Regions from separate parts of the Homo sapiens genome. Here region 1 is linked to region 2. A link is an interaction called in ENCODE POLR2A ChIA-PET data of the cell type or tissue named here. Cell type or tissue: PC-9. All regions are shown on one strand. Each heading gives the region's core, and the rest is flanking DNA. Links, peaks and the distances in the headings are about the cores only.

Evidence for each region. ChIA-PET counts read pairs that join two places held together with the same protein. Peaks named below come from ENCODE experiments on the same cell type or tissue, not always from the same donor. Only the 100,000 strongest peaks of a DNase experiment are listed, where the experiment ranks them.
Region 1: POLR2A ChIA-PET joins it to region 2 with 43 read pairs; 11 of 35 experiments call an interaction of 5 or more read pairs at or near these places.

The regions. Positions count from the first base shown.
Region 1 is chr2:85,444,261-85,447,166 of GRCh38, reverse strand. No RefSeq gene overlaps it. Among named protein-coding and RNA genes, the nearest start is that of SH2D6, 27 kb to the right of the region's middle. RefSeq lists enhancers at 1-375, 376-1,025. In PC-9, for the core only: no CTCF peak of the experiment used is centred there; a DNase peak (open chromatin) is centred at 1,076; H3K27ac peaks cover 1,997 bases.
Region 2 is chr2:85,323,834-85,326,739 of GRCh38, reverse strand. It overlaps TGOLN2 (trans-golgi network protein 2), which reads left to right. Exons shown (of 4, transcript NM_006464.4): 2 at 1-232; 3 at 1,742-1,825. Among named protein-coding and RNA genes, the nearest start is that of TGOLN2, 2.7 kb to the left of the region's middle. RefSeq lists an enhancer at 1-148. In PC-9, for the core only: no CTCF peak of the experiment used is centred there; a DNase peak (open chromatin) is centred at 1,559; H3K4me3 peaks cover 2,032 bases; H3K27ac peaks cover 948 bases.

The sequences.
Region 1 (2,906 bases), core at 103-2,602, 120 kb before region 2:
CCCAGACAGCTGTGGCTCTGGCATGCAACTACCCTAAATCCACAAGTCCTGGTCTCCCAGCCTCCTACATCTACCACTGCCCATGGGAAACACTGTTCTCTGCTCCCTGTCCCAGCTGGTGTCCTGTGACAGTCGAGCATGTGGCAGGAAGCCTGCCTCCTGCTCAGTGCGTGTGTATGGGGCAGGACTAAAGTAGCAGGAGGATATGGGAAGACCCTGTGGTGTGACTCCTGGTGCTGCCACTTCAGCTCCCTGGGCCTCAGTTTCTCCACCTAGGGCCTCCCTACGTTGCAGCATCGTCACTAGGATCCCTCAAAACACTAATCGCAAGAGCACTTTGTAAGATGAGGCATGCATTTGATATGCGTCGAGTTATTATTTGTCACATTCTCATTACAGAGCTCTTAGTAAGTAGATGCTGAATGAATCCTGGTCCTGAGCTGATGACACCTGAGGGCTGTTGAAGAGTGACAGGCCCCAGCCTTCCTACATTGGGCCTGCATGTCCAGTAAAAGGGGAGAGCCAGAGGAGGAAAGTCCATCTTCTCACGGGATAAGAAGGTCTGGAGACTTCCCAGGGGCTGTCTGACCTCTCCCGGAAGAGGAAGTGGGCTGGTGTGGACAGACCCTGAGGGGCAGAGCCCGCAGGGAGCCCTGCCCCTCTATTCCACTGCAGAGGTCCCTGGAGGCGGGGCTGTGGTCCCCGCACTGCTCTTAGGCTGCCCATGCAGAGGTGCGGGGTTGACTCAGAGATGCTCAGAAATGACCTGGAAATGGAGGGTCTGAGGAGCTCCAGGCTGCCCCGTTCCTCCTTGCCACCCTCTCCCTGATAGCAACAGGCAAGGCCAGGAGGCTTCTGGGAACCTGCTGCCTAATTCCCACCCCATCCCCCAAGCAAGGCCTGCTTCCAGATCCTTAGGTGGCCCTCCTACGCTTTCAGAAGGAATAGAGCTGGACCCTAGGAGGCTGAGGCAGAGGGGGCATGAACAGATGCATTTTCAAGGGCATACCAGGTGCAAGAGGCTCTGGGTGCTGGGGACAGGCTGAGCTCACCCACCCCTGGCCTTGCATCAGCTGCAGGGCTGGCTGCCAGGCCCTGGGAATTAGGCAGCAGGCTCCCAGGAGCCTCCCAGCCTTGTCTGTTGTTATCAGGAAGAGGGTGGCAAGGAGGAGCAGGCCAGCCTGGAGCTCCTCAGCCCCTCCATTTCCAGGTCACCCAGCTGTCCCAGCTCCCAGCTTCCCAGGCAGTGAACATTCTGTGCAATCAAGGGCAGGCACAGCCTAGGGCCTGGGAGATCACCCAGCCTGCCCAAGGCCTCTTTGCTGGAAGCCTTCCTAAGTTTGTGGACATCTCCCAGGCTGATCTGGGAACTGTGGGGCTGGTTTCTCTCTGGCCATGACATCACTGCTTTAAAAACAATCTTCCAGCTGGGTGCAGTGCCTCATGCCTGTAATCCCAACACTTTGGGAGGCCAAGGCAAGAGGATTGCTTGAGGCCAAGAAGTTCGAGACCCACCTGAACAACATAGTGAGATTCTGTCTCTACAAAATATTTAAAAAACAACCAGACATGGTGGTGTGCCCTATAGTCTCAGCTACTCAAGAAGCTGAGGCAGGAGGATTGCTTGAGCCAGGAGTTCAAGGCTGTAGTGAGTCATGATTGCAGTACTGCACTCTGGTCTGGGCAAGAGAAACCTCGTCTCTAAAAAATTAAATATAAAAATGAGCCCCCAGCAACAGCTGCAGGTGCCGCAGATGCAAGCTGACAGTGTATGAGAGAGGCTTCCAAAGTGGCCATGGATTATTGCCATTGCATCTCAGGGCTGAAGGTGACAGGAGGTTCGCAGGTGAGACACCTGGCTCAGTTGTTCTCCCTGGGACCCAGCCCCAGTGTTTGGAATTGCCTGGTACCTTCTTTATCTCCGGATCCTCTTGGGGTGCAAAAGTGGATGTACCCTGGGAAGAAAAGTGTGTTCTGAGCATGAGGGCTGCTATCTGGGATGTCCTGAGAGCAGAGCTGAGGTCTACAGGCAAAGGAAGGGAGACCGGAGAAGGGACTGGAGCAGAAAGCAGGCGGGGGAGCAGGAACACGGGCTCATGGGAGCCTGGGGCCCTTGTCCTGGTCAGTCCTAACTTAGTGCTCTGGCCTCGGTTTCCCAATCTCTCTTCCTTGATTCCTTCCCACAGGCAGGACTTTCCCTTAGCTGAGGAGCTGCTAGAGGAAAAATGGAGTTACCCTCTCCCCTCCATTCACAGACTGCTCTCCCCTCCGTGGGCCTTAATTTCCTCATCTATAATGTGAGGAGACAGGACAAGGCAGTCTCAGAGCCCAGCAGCTCAGATGTCCTAGGAATCTATGCTATTATGACTCAGCCAGAACCTCCCTCTCTTTCAATGCTCTTTCCCCACCCAGCCCCTACCCTGGTGCCTGTTGTGCTTTTGCTCCTCATCTCCCACCTTCTGTCCCTCCAACTTCCCGGCTGCATGGAAGCTGGGCAAATCCACATTAGAATGTCTGAAACCCATGTTTGACTTTTATCCACTGTATCTCCTGGGAATCCAGAGTGCATGGTGGAGGGGCACTTCTCCCCAGAGGACACTTAGGAGGGCACACCTGGTGGAGCTAAGTAGAAGGGCTGGTGGGGGGCATCGGGGAGAGGGTGCTGGGGTGAGTAGGGTGGGAGTTGGGAGGCAGCCCAGGCTGTGAGAGAGGCATAGTCCCAGGCAGTAGGAATACTGGAGTTGGAAAGGCCCTTAGGGATCCTTGAGGCCAACCACCCTGCCCGTCTCACCCCATTTTAAAGATGAGTAAACTGAGGCCCAGCAAAATCAAGTGACTTGAAAGAATATATATACACACATATATATGCGTATATATGTGTGTGTGTGTGTGTGTGTGTATATATA
Region 2 (2,906 bases), core at 89-2,588:
AGGACCCGAGGAGGGCTCACCGCCCAAAGAAGAGAAAGAAAAGATGTCCGGTTCTGCCTCCAGTGAGAACCGTGAAGGGACACTTTCGGATTCCACGGGTAGCGAGAAGGATGACCTTTATCCGAACGGTTCTGGAAATGGCAGCGCGGAGAGCAGCCACTTCTTTGCATATCTGGTGACTGCAGCCATTCTTGTGGCTGTCCTCTATATCGCTCATCACAACAAGCGGAAGGTAAGTCGACAGCGGCCTTCCGGAGGGGAGTGGGGTTTCCAGCACCCTGGAAGCTTGGGTGTGGGTGGGTATCCCGTCACTAGATGCCCGTGAGCACTGGGGACTTTAAAACAAACTTCAGTTTTTTCCTCAGGCCCTATTAGGCCTCTTTACTCTTGTTTTGTTAATCGTGTTTTCATCCTGTCACCTGTTTACTCTGAGTGTCCTCTGCTACTGCATTAGGAGCCAAGTTAGGACATTATTAGGATCTGACCTGACTTGGAATCTCCTCCCATAACTTTGCACTTAGGTCCTTCACAGCCTCAGAGGACCTGAGTACTTGACAGTTAAAGCACGTACCTTCCATCCTATTTCCCTTCTTGAGACGATATGTCATTTCTAGCTTCCTTTCCCAACATTCTCTCTTCCATCAGCAGTGGCACAAAGAATGGTTTCAATTACTGCGTCTTCGATACCAGGACCAAAGAGCCCAGGGACTTCTGCAATTAATAATAATTAGAAGAAAGCCCAGAAATTGCACAGACACGTACACCTGTTACTTTTTCATCAGGGTTTGGTCTGTTTATTAGCAACCACTCTAATGACAAAATGATTGCATTTCATATTGAGCCCCCAACATTTAGAAGCTAGTTTCTGTAACCTGCTTAAAATTGGAGAGTCCAATTCTGGCCATAAGGCCTATGGCTATAAAGAATAAAGGGGAAGACCTTTAGTAAAAATGTGCATTCCTGGCCCGGTGCAGTGGCTCCTGCCTCTAATCCCAGCACTTTGGGAGGCCGAGGCAGGAGGATCGCTTGAGCCCAGGAGTCCGAGACCAGCCTGGCCAACATAGCAAGACCTCGTCTCTACATATAATAAAAAAATTAGCCAGATGTGGTGGTGGACGTGTGTGGTCCCAGCTACTCAGGAGGCTGAAGTGGGAGGATGGCTTGACTGTGGGAGGTCGAGGCTTCAGTGAGCCATGATCACGCCATTGCACTCCAGCCCGGGTGACAGAGTGAGACCTTGCCTCTAAGAAAAAAAAAAAGTGTATTTCTTATTCTATGTCCAAGTGTCCATTATGCAGGGTAACCTTAGTCATGAAATGAGATTGATAAAGAATGTAGTTGATGTAGCATCGTGGGGTGAAAAAGTACATTTGTAGATAGGAAATTCTGATTATGACTTTTTTTAAAGGAATGTCCTATATCCTAGATATCTCTAGGAAGGAGTTGATAGATCTTTGACTGTGTACCTTTGAATAAATCAAACAGACTTCCTCCCACACGCTAGAGCTCAGACAGCCTTCTATTTGTTATTTCCTATTAAGCAATACAAAGGATTCTGATGTAATTAGGCTCTGTCTTTCTTAAAATGGTTATAGTTTAAATAGACCTCTGTGAGTGTACTGCTCTTTCTACAGTCAGGGTCATTAACAAATATGCTACCAGGTGACTGCCTCTGAGTTCAGAGACTGAACTATGTCATTACAGAGCCACCTGTTAATCATTTTCTTTTTCCTTTCCTCAGATCATTGCTTTTGTCCTGGAAGGAAAAAGATCTAAAGTCACCCGGCGGCCAAAGGCCAGTGACTACCAACGTTTGGACCAGAAGGTAAGGAAGGAGGAGCCAGGTCCATGGGAGGGATAGGAGGGATAGGCAACGTCAGATGGACCCAGTAGTGGGCTTGCATTTGCCATGAAGCAGCAGTGGCTGATTCTGGGGATGCGGTTGCTGTTGCTGTTGCATTCGCCCTTTTTAGACAACAAACTAGAAACATCTAGATACACATATCTGTGACGTTAGAGCTAGCAGAGACCTTGGAATACTCTACAGCAGCTACCTCCCTTCACAGATGAGGAAATAGGCCCACGCAGAAACACTCTTTTTTTTTTTTTTCCGCTAAGTTTCTACTGCAAGTTAGTGGCAAACTCAGGACCTGATAGCAACTCCCTAGTCTCCCAGTCCTGAGCTTTCTGCATTCTGCCAGCGCTCCATAAACTTTAATAGGCATTTGAATCACCTTGGGGAATTTTGATAAAAAGCATTATCTGATTCATTAGATGTGGGGTGGAGCCTATATTTCTACATTCTTTTTTTTTTTTTTGGAGATGGAGTTTTGCTCTTGTTGCCCAGGCTGGAGTACAATGGTGCAATCTCGGCTCACTACAACCTCTGCTGCCTGGGTTCAAGCGATTCTTCTGCCTCAGCCTCCCGAGTAGCTAGGATTACAGGCGCCACCACCACGTCCAGCTAATTTTGTATTTTTAGTAGAGATGGGTTTCTCCATGTTGGTCAGGCTGGTCTCGAACTCCCAACCTCAGGTGATCCGCCCGCCTCGACCTCCCAAAGTGCTGAGATTACAGGCATAAGCCACCGTGCCTGGCCTGTGTCTACATTCTTAGGAAGTTCCCAGGTGAAACCAAATGCCACTGGATCCACACTTTGTGTGGTAAAGTGCTAGACTGTGCTCCCTGGAAACACGAGCCTGGAAGCACATAGGCCTCCAACTCCCCACATCAGCCTGGCTTAAGCACCGTAGGCTGGAGTTCCTGAGTACAGCCAATCCATTCCTCTGTCAGACAGATAAGCCCTCCTTCCACCCCATGGCAGCAGAGCTAAGCAAGGGTCTCTCTAAAGACAACCTGTCTAAGCAGGAAGACTGTACTCTCACTGCGTTGCTACCAGCATGCAC